Regions from separate parts of the Homo sapiens genome. Here region 1 is linked to region 2. A link is a contact called in ENCODE Hi-C or POLR2A ChIA-PET data. All regions are on one chromosome and are shown on one strand. Each heading gives the region's core, a stretch centred on a gene start or an enhancer-like site at or near the end of the contact. The rest is flanking DNA. Distances are from core to core; before and after follow the strand shown. Region 1 overlaps HDC (histidine decarboxylase). Region 2 has its middle 14 kb from the start of ATP8B4.

Region 1 (6,585 bases), core at 2,561-5,060, 110 kb after region 2:
ATTTCAAGAGAGGGCAAGGGAGTTAGCTGAACCTCTTTTTTTTTTTTTTTTTTTTTTTTTTGAGAGATAGGGTCTTGCTTTGTCACACAGGCTAGAGTACAGAGGCATGTTGCACAATCAAAGCTCACTGCAGCCTTGAACTCCTGAGCTCAAGTAATCCTCCCACCTTCACCTCCTGAGTAGCTAGGACTACAGACATGCACCACCATGCCCAGCTACATTTTTTAATTTTTTTGTAAAGACAGTGGTCTCACTAGGTTGTTCACCCTGGTATCAAACTCCTGGGCTTAAGCGATCCTCCTTCCTAGGCCTCCCAAAGTACTGGGATTACTGGCATGAGCCACCATGTCTGGCCCTGAGCCTGTCTTTTGACCATAATGAAATGAGTTTCTCCAAATCTTTCTCAGAGCCCCTTTCTCCCCTGCGTGGTCAGTTTCAAACAGCACAGGAGTTTTGACCTGCTCCATTTCTAACCTGGGCCCCTTCACCCCTCCTTAGGCAACCTGGTGATCCCTTGCTCCTGGGAGGTCACCATATTGATGCCGAACTTAGTGCGGACACTCAATTGGCATAGCACACCATAGCCCAGAACTCCCACCTGGGCTATGGTGGGAGCAATTGAGCTTCCCACCTCAGCCTCCCAAGTAGCTGGGACTACAGACACGTGCCCCTGTGCCCAGCTCAATCTTTCCATTTTTTAGAAGGAACCAAGGGAAAGTGACTTTCCCAAGGTACAAGTGACAGTAGGTAGATCTCCTCCCACTGTGCTTTTATCCCTCCTACAACACATGCTGTTTGCAATAACAGAAGCAGAGGTCAGGGGAGAGGAGAATACAGAGCACAGGCAGCACTGCCACCTCCAAAGCCCCACTTTACAGGTCATGAAAGCAGAGCTGCTGCCAGTGCCCTGCACCGCTCTAGGTCAAGGGCAGGCACAGTGCAGCCATGGCCAAATATAGCCCCCACCTGTGTTTGTAAAGTTTTTTGGAACACAGCATTCCCATTTGTTTACATATTGTCTACGGTAGCTCTTGTAGTACAGAGGTAATTACAATAGAGTATGGCCCACAAAGCCAAAAGTATTTAGTATCTGGCTTTTTACAGGAAATGTTTACCAATCCCTATTGTAGGTGATAGGAGATGAGGATGATGATGATGATGATGGTGATGATGATGACAATTTATTATAATTAGATGAAGAAGGAGATGATGAAGAAGGGGAAGAAGAGAAGAGGAAGAGGTACTCATTGAGTACTTAACTGAGTAGTAGGTAGACCCTGTGCTAAGGGCTGCATATATATTATCTCATTTAATTTGAGAGAGGTAGTATCCTTTTCTCATTTTTATAAATTAGGAAGGCATGGCCAGGGGTGGTGGCTCATGCCTGTAATCCTCGCACTTTGGGAGGCCAAGGTAGGCAGATTGCTTGAGCCCAGGAGCGTGAGAACAACCTGGGCAACATGACAAAACCCCATCTCTACAAAAAATACAAAAAGTAGCCAGGCATGATGGTATGCGCCTGTAGTCCCAGCTACTCAGGAGGCTGAGGTGGGAGGATCACCTGAGCCTGGGGAGGTCAAGGCTGCAGTGAGCTCTGATGGCACTACCGCACTTCAGCCTGAGCAACAGAGACCTCATCTCAAAAATAAATAACAATAAATAAATAAGGCAGACAAATATAGAAAGGTTAAGTAATTTGTCTAAGGTCATCAAACAGTAAAGGGTAGAACTAAAAATCCATTCTTTAAAGCACTTCTCTGTAACACAGAAATATGAAATTTAATTTTATATAACTTTCCAAGAGCTCAGTGTAGTAGAAAGCAGCCCAGAACTATGAAGAAAGGATTTGGAATTGGGAGGCTTCAGGGAAAGTCCCGGGCCTTCTTCCCTCAAGCAGGGCAATTACTCCCTCTGAGCCTTGCCAGGTTAGAGTGACCACCCCAGGCACTGTGCTAAGGATCTAATGAAGAACTAGAATTTATTTTTGTATTGAAGGCATTACGCAAGTGTCAATAATTATCATCACCGTCAAGTTGAAGAGATAAAATCAAATCATATCAAACAACTTTATTTTAATTCCATTTCTTCTATTGTGGGACATTGGAAGAACTTTGAGCACAGTTTTGTAAAGGTGTTTGAGTAGGTGATCACAGGAATGCTAATGAAGCAGAAACCAGAACAGATGGAATAGGCAGAAAAGCTTCTAGTGGAAGCAGAATTTAATCCATTCACAACATTTGGAGAGGAGAGGGTAGTTCAGGTGAAGGACACGGGTGAAGGTGCAGAGATGGACTGAGCATGAGGTCTGGATGGGTCGATGAAATGCCCAAGCTAAGGTAGGAGCTAATCGTCAAGTCCTTGAAAGCCAGGCCCAGGAGTGTGGGCCTCATATGGTAGGCAATGGGGTTGCTAATAGGAGGAATTCAGGGGTTTGATTTGCAAACAGAAGTGCTAAGGGAGGTTAGTCAGGATCTGCACATTGAATATCCAGTCCCAAACTGTAAGCAAAAAAATGTTCCTAATTACTTGTAACCTCCACCAACCATTCCCCGCCCACAACCCTCCAGTCTTGAGTCTGCATTTCTAGAAACAGCACAAAGTGCCTAAAGTTCCTCAATATTGTTGGTGGCAGCTGCTCATTGGTAAACAACCAGTGGTGATTACAAAGGTAAAATTACCAACATTAAAACCAGTCATAGGAAACTGGAGAACATTATGTTAAGCAAAATAAGCCAGGCACAGAAGGACAAATTTCACATGTTCTCACTCAAACGTGGGAGTTAAAAAGTAAGCAAACTGAGCTCGTGGAGACGCACAGTAGAATGATGGTTGGCAGAGGCTGGGAAGGGTAGCAGGGAATGGGGGATAAAGAGGTGATAGTTAACGGGCGCAAAAATACAATTAAATAGATCTAATGTTAGGCGGCACAATAAGGCAACTATAGTTAACTATAATTTGCTGTACATTTCAAACTAACTTAAAGAATGGAACTAGAATGTTTCTAACACAAAGAAATGATAAATGGTTGAGTGGTGGATACCCAGTTACCCTAATTTGATCATTGCACATTGTATGCCTGTATCAAAACCTCACACATACCCCATAAATATATACGTAATTATTATGTAAGCATAATAATTATTTTTTTTAAATGTTAAAAAAAATCATAGTTACCGCTTCCACCACTTCATTTTGGTTTGTGTTTGTTTAACCAAGAAGGAATTCCCTAGAGGAAAGGTGGAAGGACAAAGACACACATAGGCAGAAAGGACAGTGTCTTCAGCTTCCCCCACTACTTTTATCAATGGCTTTGTCTTGCATGTGGACTCTTGTAGAAGTGGGAGAACAATGCCAGTGGCCAGAGTTCTTAGTTAAGTCCCGCTTCTTCCATGAAGAACATGGGAGAGAGGCTGCACCTGTCTCATTTACCTCTGTGTCCCTTTCTTAGCACAATACCTTGTAATTGTTGAATTGAATAGAAATAAATTAAGCAAAATAGGCCTTCAATAAATGCCTGTTGATGCAGGGAGGTTTGTTCCAGACTTGGTAGGTCTACCTGTCCAAGCCAGGGGAGCTTTATTTCAGGCATAATCATAATAGTGCTAAAATATTCAGCCAGCTGTGACCATTGAGGTAATTCCAAAGCAGATAGGATCCTACCCTGGCCACACACACTTCCCCTTGATTTACTTTCTCTTTCTCTTTCCTGCAAACCAGACTCTGGGGCCAACCCTCCCCAGTGCTCAGTGACAGCAAGGGGAACGGTGAGACACTCAGCAGAGGACAGGCATCAGGCAGCCCTCAGGGCATGTTGTGCTCAGCGCTCCTCTGGTTAACAAAGAGAATCAAGTCCCAGGAGCTGAGGAACAGGCCCAGACACCTGAACCACACACCGCAAGTCTCCTAGGCAGATCTGCAAAGTAGAAACCAGCCTTCCTCGCCATGAGAAAACAGAGGAACACAGGCTCAGCCCCCACAGCAGCATGCTACATACATGTCTGACATGTGCTTGAAGATTCTTCACCCCGAAGGACCGAATCACGAACCAGAGTTTAACAGAGCGAAACCGTCGGCTCAGGGGGATCTGCCAGTGCTAGAAACAAAGGAACACAGTGCCCAAGGTTAGAGACAAGGGTGCCCCACTCCCTCGGGCATTTCTGGGCATTATCTGTTGCCTGCCCAGCCCTCCAGGGATGGACGATGTCACCATGACTCTGGGAGCTGTTGCTAAGGAGTAAGCCAAGCTCCCCAAGGGTTGCCCCATCGTGTGACCAAATCACTGATGAAGGTGGCCAATAGTCACTTGTCTGAGAGCCAGACAAGTGGAAGTCAAGTCCATTACCCTGAACCAATGAGAAGGGCACTTTGCTTTCAAGTGCTGCTTTAAACATTTCATCCCGGCCCAGAAACTCAACATAAGGGAAATACATTTTTACTCTAAATGAATCTTTATTCCTTGAATAGCAGAAAATAAAGTTCTATTTTTATTCCTCCCAAAATGTAAAGTATGGTAGTTAGAGCACAGACACTAGAGCCCTGCAGACCTAGGTTTCGCCTCCAGCTGTGCCACTTACTAGCTGTGTGACCTTGGGTAGTGCCACCTCACTGGCTCATCAGTCCGGGACATAAAGAACCAATTGCACCTCCCGGGCAAGTGGTGTGAGGACAAAGAACGCCAAGAGCCTCAGAAGAAGTTGTCAGTAGGTGTTGGCTATTTAGATTATTTTAAAATGTGAGCTACAAATCACAGTAGCATTTCTGTCTAGAGCCAAGATGACCCCTATTTAACCTTACACTGCCTTGTTCATTTTCCTGTGAGATTCCTGTGATCTGAGAGCCATCACTCCAGCTGTCAGATTTCAAATGAGCACCCAAATTTCTGCCGCTGTTAGATGAAAATTGACTCTTTGCTCCTGGTGGCCAAATTCAACAGAGCTTAAAGTTCAAGGTTGCAGTCACCATACATCTGAAAATTTCCAAATCAATTTCAGACTGATTTCTCAGATCTGAAAATAGAGCAGAGGATTTGGAAAACATTTACAGTTATTCTAATGAGTCACGTGGTTTCCTAATGACATCTCCCTCAAACGTCAGAAAGTTTCTACCACAATTTCTGTTGACTAAAAATAAATGTTTGTCCCACTGCGTATTTATCTGCCCATACACAAGATTATCAAATCCTCACAAATGTCCTCACCTTCACCCTTCACCCCAGTTTCCTGAGCCAGGCACAGTTGGGATGTTACCCCTTTGTTGATGGACAATGTTTCCCCAGCAGAAAACTACTAAGCCTTTGATTTCCAAGCAAAACTCTGTTGTGCTGGGGAGCAGCTTGGGGGCTTTTGTGCCAGCAGAAGGCATCAAAACCTGAAAATGGAACAAAATTGCTGTAACAAGGAAAGTGTCAACTCCACCTCTTGTCCAATGGACACTCCAAGAGAATAATGAACGGATGATAGGGATCATCTGTCAAAAGGTTCTGGTTTCCAGATAGTTATAGCCAATTTATTTCATATATAGAGAGAGCTACTTTATTTTACCAGCAAATAAACCAGGATAGGCAGAGGTGATTTTATTTTGATTTCTTCACAATCTTCCTTATTCCCAGTTGCTCCTTTTCTTGTCACTATTCCAAAACTGATCCATGCTGACTCAGCAGAGTGGTTCTAGCCAACATTTTCTGTTGGATCAAAAAATCTGGACGTATAAAGCCTGACAGGGCTCTTCTTTACCTTGAGGCATCTCCAGCCTCCTCTGTGTCCTTGTAAGGTCCTTGCAGGGCTCCCTTGCCAAGGCTAAGGTAACGCTCCCTCCACTGGTGCTCTCTGTCCAGTGAGAGGCAGAAAACAGGGAGCTTCTCCGCTGTCAGAGAATCTAGCCCTGATTTTAGGTGATTCCAGGACCCCAGGGGTTAAGCACCTAAGTCTTCTCTCCTGGGATGCTGCCCTGTTTCTGGCTCATCTCAGAGCAGGACTGAGCTTCTGTTCAAAGCTGCAGCCACCTGGGTGGGAAAGACATTGGGCCCAGGTGAGAGTAGCTCTGAGGACCCTCAGGATCATGAAAAAGATAGCAACTTCACTTTTCTAGGAGTTTCTTCATGGACTTGAAAATCAAATCCATAGGATTAAAGGTGGGGGAAGGGTAAGTGTAAGGCAGTGCCTTCTGGGTGGAGAGGTAAAAATAATAAGGTTCCCCAGAGCAGGGCTGGGAAGAGTTTACTCTAACATTTTTATGAGTTATCTGGAAGACAGAGAGCACTGTAAAATCTCCAAACTCCTAGGAATGAACCCCGGGAAGATCCTGAGGCACTGTGGTAAATGAATTTAAACGGTAACATGAAATTCAAAAGGGCAAGGGTGAATATAATGCTCCTCAGTTATGATGACCCAAATACACTCATAGGAGAATGGGCATCAATTCACACTCAGGAAGCAAACCTACAGTTATCCCTAAAGATATCTGACCCTTGGGCTGTTCTGGAATTTTTTTAATTTTTCATTAAAAATCTCTGAAAACCTACCAGAAAGAGCAGTGGAGATAAAGAACCATTATTTTTCTTTCTTTCTTTACCTCTAGAGGGTCTTC
Region 2 (7,498 bases), core at 4,138-6,637:
CCTCTTATCAGGACATGATTAGATTTGGGCTCCATTCTAATCAAATATGACCTCAATCTTAACATCTGCAAAGACTCCATTTCCAAGTAAGGCCACATTCCAACATTCCAGGTAGACATGAATTTTGGGCCACACTATTCAATGCAGCACAAATGCAAAAGGGGATTTTAATTAATGGCCAGTATTGAAATTATGTGGTAGACTAGGTCAAGAGATCGAGACCATCCTTGGCAACATGGTGAAACCCCGTCGCTACTAAAAATACAAAAATTAGTTGAGCATGGTGGCACGTGCCTGTAGTCCCAGCTACTTGGGAAGCTGAGGCAGGAGAATCGCTTGAACCCAGGAGGCGGAGGCTGCAGTGAGTCGAGATGGTGCCACTGCACTCCAGCCTGGTGACAGAGCAAGACTCTGACTCAAAAAAAAAAAAAAAAAAAAAAAGAAAGAAAAGAAAAGAAATTACATGGTAGAGTACTAGGGAGATTTTCATTTGCTATAAAGAGATCTAGAGGTCTCCACCACTTGGCCAGACTAGACTTCTTTGGTTCTCTACTCTATATGAATGTTGAGGCCTTTTCACAGCCTGCATAGATGCCCTTTCCCTGCCTTGTTTACCTGGCTAAATTTTCCACATCTTTCAGGTCTTAACTGCATTCTCACTTCCTCTAGGAACCCTCTTCAGAGAATTTTAAGAAATCAGAGCTTCTCTGGGCTCCCATGATATGCTGCCTTTCCCCATCATGGCACTTGCCTTGCTATAATCACACCTGTCCACTTGTCTGGGTCTCTAATACCTGAGGGTAGCAACTCAATTTCCCACTGGTAGCACTGGGCTTAGCACAGAATGTAAGAGCCCAGGACTCCTGTGATAAGATTACCCAGGCTCTGGTGAGTAACTGAGTATTCTTATATAAGTCACTCAACTTCTTGGGGTCTCAGTTTCTTCATCTAAAAAATAAGAGTCTTGGCTGGGTGCAGTGGCTTATGCCTGTAATCCCGGCAGTTTGGGAGGCTGAGGCGAGCGGATCACAAGGTCAGGAGATCGAGACCATCCTGGCTAACAAGGTGAAACCCCGTCTCTACTAAAAATATAAAAAATTAGCCAGGCGTGGTGGCAGGCGCCTGTAGTCCCAGCTACTCAGGAGGCTGAGGCAGGAGAATTGCTTGAACCCAGGAGGCAGAGGCTGCAGTGAGTCGAGATGGTGCCACTGCACTCCAGCCTGGTGACAGAGCAAGGCTCTGACTCAAAAAAAATTAAAAAAATAAAAATAAATAAGAGTCTTGGATTGCAATGTCTAAGCAACCCTCCTTAGTCTAACGTTCTATGTTAGTAATTGTATTAGTCCATTTTCATACTGATATAAAGAACTACCCAAGACTGGGTAATTTATAAACAAAAGAGGTGTAATTGACTCACAGTTTCAGCATGGCTGGGGAGTTCTCAGGAAACTTACAATCATGGCAGAAGGTGAAGGGAAAGCATGGCACCTTCTTCACAAGGCAGCAGGAAGGAGAAGTGCCTAGTGAAGGGGAAAGAGCCCCTTATAAAACCATCAGATCTCATGAGAATTCACTCACTATCACGAGAACAGCATGGGGGAAACTGCCCCCATGATTCAATTACCTCCACCTGATCTCTCCTTGACACATGGGGATTATGGGGATTATGAAGATTACAATTAAAAATGAGATTTGGATGGGGACACAAAACCTAACCACATCAATAATGATAGGTAAGAACTTCTAATAGCTATGCAGTACTTAATAGTTCTAAGTGCTTCATATATAGTAATTCATTTCATATTACAATAATTCTATCCTTTACAGATAAAGAATCAGAGAAACAGAGAGGTTAAAGAACTTTCACAAAGCTGCAGAGCTAGAAAATGGCAGAAGTGGAATTTGAACCTGACAGTCTGGTTCTAGAATCTATGTGCCTAACCAATCCACTATCTCTGCCTCTCTATAATGATTCTCCTTTTATTCGCTAGAGGAGCTGGTGTGAATGTTTCATCCCCAAGGAACCAGATATGTCTGATTCTTCATTTATATGCTAGAAATATAAGCTCTAGTTCATCACAATTAGGCAAAAAGGGGAGTAACATTTCAATATCTTATAATCAAATGTTTAACACTAATATATAAGCATTGATATACTTCAAACTCTTAGTAGTATCTTTGGAATAATACTAACAATATTTATATATTATTATATTCATATAATATTATATTATACTAATATTAACTGAAATATAAATATTTTAATACTAAAATACTAAAAATATTTATATTTCAATTAATATTATCATGTAATTAGAAATATTTTAAAAATAATGGTTATAAAATCACGCAGCTACTGCTCTTGCACCTGTTACTCAGCATTAGAAACAAAAATGTTTTGTTCTGGAAATTTAACCTGATTATATTTATATTAGTCCAAATTCTTATTAGATTTATTTTGTCCTTTCACTTATTTTTAAAGGTAATGCCAAAGGCCATTGTTTCTATGCCTGATTATAGTACTCACACACACACTATAATAGTCATTCAACAATTGGCCTGTGGTTTGGCACCCCCGAAACCAACTTGAAAATAAACAAGTTATTGGCAATATTTATTTAAGTACAGGCTGTATTACTATTAAATAATTAGTATTCTGTTTCATGACTTTCATAATAAAAAGTACAGGAACAGCCATCCTAAGCTTGCATTGGTAATATGAATATTAATTAGATATGGATTCTTTTATGGATCCATAAAAAAGTGGGTGAAGGACATGAACAGACGCTTCTCAAAAGAAGACACTTATGCAACCAACAAACATGAAAAAAGGCTCATCATCACTGGTCATTACAGAAATGCAATTCAAAACCACAATAAGACACCATCTCATGCCAGTTAGAATGGCGATCATTAAAAAGTCAGGAAACAACAGACCCTGCAGAGGATGTGGAGAAATAGGAACGCTTTTAAATTGTTGGTGGGAGTGTAAATTAGTTCAACCATTGTGAAAGACAGTGTGGCAATTCCTCAAGAATCTAGAAGCAGAATTACCATTTGACCCAGCAATCCCATTACTGGGTATATACTCAAAGGATTATAAATCATTCTACTATAAAGACACAGGCACAGATATGTTTACTGCAGCACTATTCACACTAGCAAAGACTTGGAACCAACCCAAATGCCCATCAGTGACAGACTGGATAAAGAAAATGTGGCACATGTACACCATGGAATACTATGCAGCCACAAAAAAGGATGAGTTCATGTCCTTTGCAGGGACATGGATGAAGCTGGAAGCCATCATTCTCAGCAAACTAACACAGGAACAGAAAAGCAAACACCACATGTTCTCATTCAAAAGTGGGAGTTGAACAATGAGAACACATGGACACAGGGAGGGGAACATCACACACCAGGGCCTGTTGAGGGGTGGTGGGCTAGGGGAGGGATAGCATTAGGAGAATACCTAATGTAGATGATGGGTTGATAGGTGCAGCAAACCACCAATGGCACATGTATACTCATGTAACAAACCTGCACATTCTGCACATGTATTCCAGAACTTAAAGTATAATTTTTAAAAAACTTGAAGTTTTGTACATACAATGGAATATTATTCAGCCATGAAAATGAAGAAAATCCTTCCATTTGTGACAACCTAGATCAGCCTGGAAGACATTATGCTAGGTGAAATAGACCAGAAACAGAAAGATAAATACTGTATAATTCTCACTTACATGTGAAATCTAAAAAAGTCAAACTCACTGGGCATAGTGGCCGACACCTATAATCCTAGCACTTTGGGAAGCAAAGGCAGGAGGATTGCTTGAGCCCAGGAGTTTGAGACCAGCCTGTGCAATATGGGGAAACTTCATCTCTACAAAAAAAAAATTACAAAAAACTAGCCAGGCGTGGTGGCATGTGCCTGTAGTCCCAGCTACTCAGGAGGCTGAGTAGCTACTCAGGTGAATCACCTGAGTCTGGGGAGGTGGAGGCTGCAGTGAGCCATGATCACGCCACTGCATTCCAGCCTGGGTGACAGAGTGAGACCCTGTATCAAAAATAAAAAACAAAAATAAATTAAAAATAAGAAAGTCAAACTCACAGAAGCAGAGAGCATAATAAGCAGTTGCCAGGGGCTGGGGTTAGAGAAATGGGGAGATGTTGGTCAAAATTTATGAACTTTCAGTCATAAGATGAATATGTTTTGGAGATCTAACATACAACATGATGATTATAGTTAATAATACTGCATTGTATACTTGGAATTTGCTAAGAGAGTAAATCTTAAGCATTCTCTCCACACACACAAAATAATGAGCCAGGTATGGTGGTTCATGCATGGAATCGCAACACTTTGGGAGGCCAAGGCAGGAGGATCGCTGAGGCCAGGAGCTTAAGACCAGCCTGGGCACCATAGCAAGACCCCACCTCTATAAAAAATAAAAATTTAAAATAAAAAAATGGTAACTGTGTGGTGATTGGATATGTTAATTAGCTTGATTATGGTAACTATTTCACAATGTATATGTATATCAAATCATCACATTGTATACCTTAAATATAGATAATTTTTATTCATAAATTATACCTCAGTAAAACTAAGGAAAAATAAATTAATATGTAAGAATGATAGACTGTCAGTGAGAGGGAAATGGAAAAAAAGAAAAATAGACTGTCAAAAGTAAAAATAAATAAAAATTAAAAGTTGGAGTTTAGCAGAAGAAATAAAACATAATGTAAAAATAACTATGGCAAGTAAACTATGCAATGATCAGCGCTCTTATAAAGGTGGAAAGAAAGTTGCAATGGGAAAGAAAGGCAAGTGAGAAGAGGGTCAAGATCAGAGCAGACTTTGGGGAAGAGAAAGCTCTTGAGCTAGTCCTTGAAAATTGGTGTGATTCCTGTATACAACAATAAGGAGTGAAAGCCATTCAAGTAGAAAGAACAGCAGGAACAAAGACAGAGAAGTCAGAAAACAGAGTATCTGCAAAGAACATCAAATACTGTACTTCAGTCTATCTGGCAAGTGGAGTGCATAGGAGATAACGGGAAATCAGGGGAAAAAACATATGTTAGGGTTAGATTATGACCCTTACAATTATCCTAGTACATGACAATAATAGCCTAAGGCAGTGTCAACAAGAATGGAGAACAAAGTATAGATTCAAGAAATATTCCAAATATAGAACTGACAACATTTGGCAACAGAAGGGGAAGGAAGAGGTAAAATGTCAAAGATGATGTCACATTCTTTGCCCTAATGGCTAGGGGAATGTTGGTGGCATTGACAAAAATAAGGAGAGTGAACGTGGAACAAATTCTGGTCCATCTGTTTGAGTTCTGCATACCAATGCTCAGCTAGCTCATCACAAAGCAGAAGTAGAGAACATTTCAAGCTCAACAGTCACTCTGTGACTCATCAGATGTGAGGGTGAAGTTATTTTTACTCTCACAGCAGTAAAACAAAACCTGAACATTGTTAAAAAGATTCTTCAGGTTTTCTGAATGTTCAAGTGGGTTGTCTAGAACAACAAGCCTTAACTTAGAGCCTCAAAATCTAATCTTAGAGGAAAATTTAAATGGTTTTATGTCCCCAGTCCTTTAGTCCTTAGCTGGTTGAAATCTAAAAGCTATCTTTTCTCCTTTTGAGATATGAGTGTGACACATCATTCATCTCTAAACTTTCTCAGTTTTCTCTTCATTAAATATTTAGTGTGACAAATTCAGCTTGTAGGTTGATAAGGAGGTACTCTACATTTCATTATCTGGATTTTCCCTCCAACAATATTCTGAATAGTTTTTCCATATTGCTCTCAATCTTTAACCACTCCACCATCACTTGACGGTGTCACACTTCAGAGAACCTTTCATTTTAACCCCATTTCCATGAATCATTATCATTGCGGCTTGCGGGAATTGCTTGAGCTATACCCAGAGCATCTGACCTGTCATATCTGCCCGAGATCACTTTATGTGACCTTTTATGTGCACATATGGCCACGCCCCTAGACATTCTGTAAATCTAAACTAAGTATGGGGAACAAACTCATTAAAAATCCAAGCACAAGAATTCCAAATGAGACTTTACCTGGTGGCACAATAAGCAAATGCTTTCCGCTAAACAAGGAATTGGAGTCTACTTTCTGGACATATTTTCACCAGTCATAATAACTGAAACCTGACATACATAAAACTGTAACTAAATACCTATGCCGTTGAAGCAGAGTACCATAAAGAGAAATGTCCTAGGCTCCTCTTATATCCAATGGGGAAACTTTCTATCCAATTAAGGGAACACACATGTAGCTTCAAAGGGCCTACAGAAGAATGCTAAATTCTCACTGGTAAACTCATATCTCCCCAAAATTAAACTGAACGGTCCTCTGACGTTTAATAATTCTTTCATGTACATTTCAATGAAAGGTGAAGCTGTTTTATTTAATCCAACCTTGAGCGTGGATACTTTCCTCTTCCGAACTATTGATATAACCATGACATTTAAATGCACACGAGTAGCAGCAATTCCATTTGGATCCCCTGATTGAGTCGATTACTGTGATGTTAAGCATGCCCATTCCATCCCAGAGTTTAAGTAAACAAGACCACCCCTCTCTGCTCTTAGCCCAGGATTTATGAGGGCCGTGTGTCTGGCACTCAGGGAGATGTTGGCTTTCTCTCACCAGTGATTCCATATACAACACTGTCATATAATTTTTAGATTTTTCAAAGACTTCAAAGTTCACAGCCTTCTGTGAAGTTGCTATCTGGGCATGTTTATCATGGCAAGGACTAAAGGCAGGAGGGCTATGCAGAAACTTCAAACTGTGGGCACTTCACAAATGCATTGTGTGCATCTATAAAATGTCAAAACATCCAGGAGAAAAATTAAAAAGCCAGTCAGTTCACCACTCATACAGGGATAAAGCCAGGCTGGGGCAAATGTGGCTTAAATGTTGGGTTGTAAAGACTGTTTGATTTTTCCATGATCAAGATATTGTATCCTAATTGTTTCCTTTGCTAAATGAGCAGTGCTTAATTGCTAAGTAGAAATTAGTTCACTTCCTCCCTTCTCTCTTTTTGAAAGTGAACAGATGTCCCATTTGGGGGGTTTACCCTTTGTGATGTGGTACTGAGAACACAGGACAAACTTTGTGTGTCTTAAGAGGCCACACTGCTTGATGGTGAGCGTGGGGCTCTGGAGTCAGACTGGCCTTTGTGTGAAGCCCAGCTCTGCCACGCAGCAGCTGAACACCACCAGACAAGTTACCCTGTGTGTCTCAGTTACCCCGTCTGTAAGATGGGGTTGATAGTAATGGTACTACCTCATTAAGCTGTGAGGATCCAATAAAATAATGTGCTGAGTACATGAAAAGTATTCCATACATATGATTTTATTATTATAATTGAAACACTGGACAAAAGAAATGAAAGTTCTTTTCTTCAGTTCAGGGATGAATCCCTGAAACATCAGTAAGGATTCTCTTATTTG

The links. Hi-C counts contacts between places; a loop is a spot of excess contacts on that map. ChIA-PET counts read pairs that join two places held with the same protein, here RNA polymerase II (POLR2A). Pooled maps may share reads with other maps.
Region 1: a pooled map shows a loop between it and region 2 (9-fold over the local background). The contact joins two enhancer-like sites. A Hi-C loop is called at or near these places in 1 of 168 maps with a recorded cell type or tissue (PC-9) and 9 of 50 pooled maps. POLR2A ChIA-PET finds 5 or more read pairs at or near these places in 3 of 52 experiments (activated CD4-positive, alpha-beta T cell and activated naive CD4-positive, alpha-beta T cell).

The regions. Positions count from the first base shown.
Region 1 is chr15:50,244,251-50,250,835 of GRCh38, forward strand. HDC (histidine decarboxylase) reads right to left here. Exons shown (of 12, transcript NM_002112.4): 10 at 3,995-4,093. It also overlaps the pseudogene RN7SL494P. Among named protein-coding and RNA genes, the nearest start is that of HDC, 18 kb to the right of the region's middle. Within about 2 kb of position 3,811, at least 9 of the 41 ENCODE cell types and tissues checked have a DNase peak (open chromatin) inside an H3K27ac peak, as active enhancers do.
Region 2 is chr15:50,129,529-50,137,026 of GRCh38, forward strand. It overlaps a transcript of ATP8B4 not described here. Among named protein-coding and RNA genes, the nearest start is that of ATP8B4, 14 kb to the left of the region's middle. Within about 2 kb of position 5,388, at least 4 of the 41 ENCODE cell types and tissues checked have a DNase peak (open chromatin) inside an H3K27ac peak, as active enhancers do.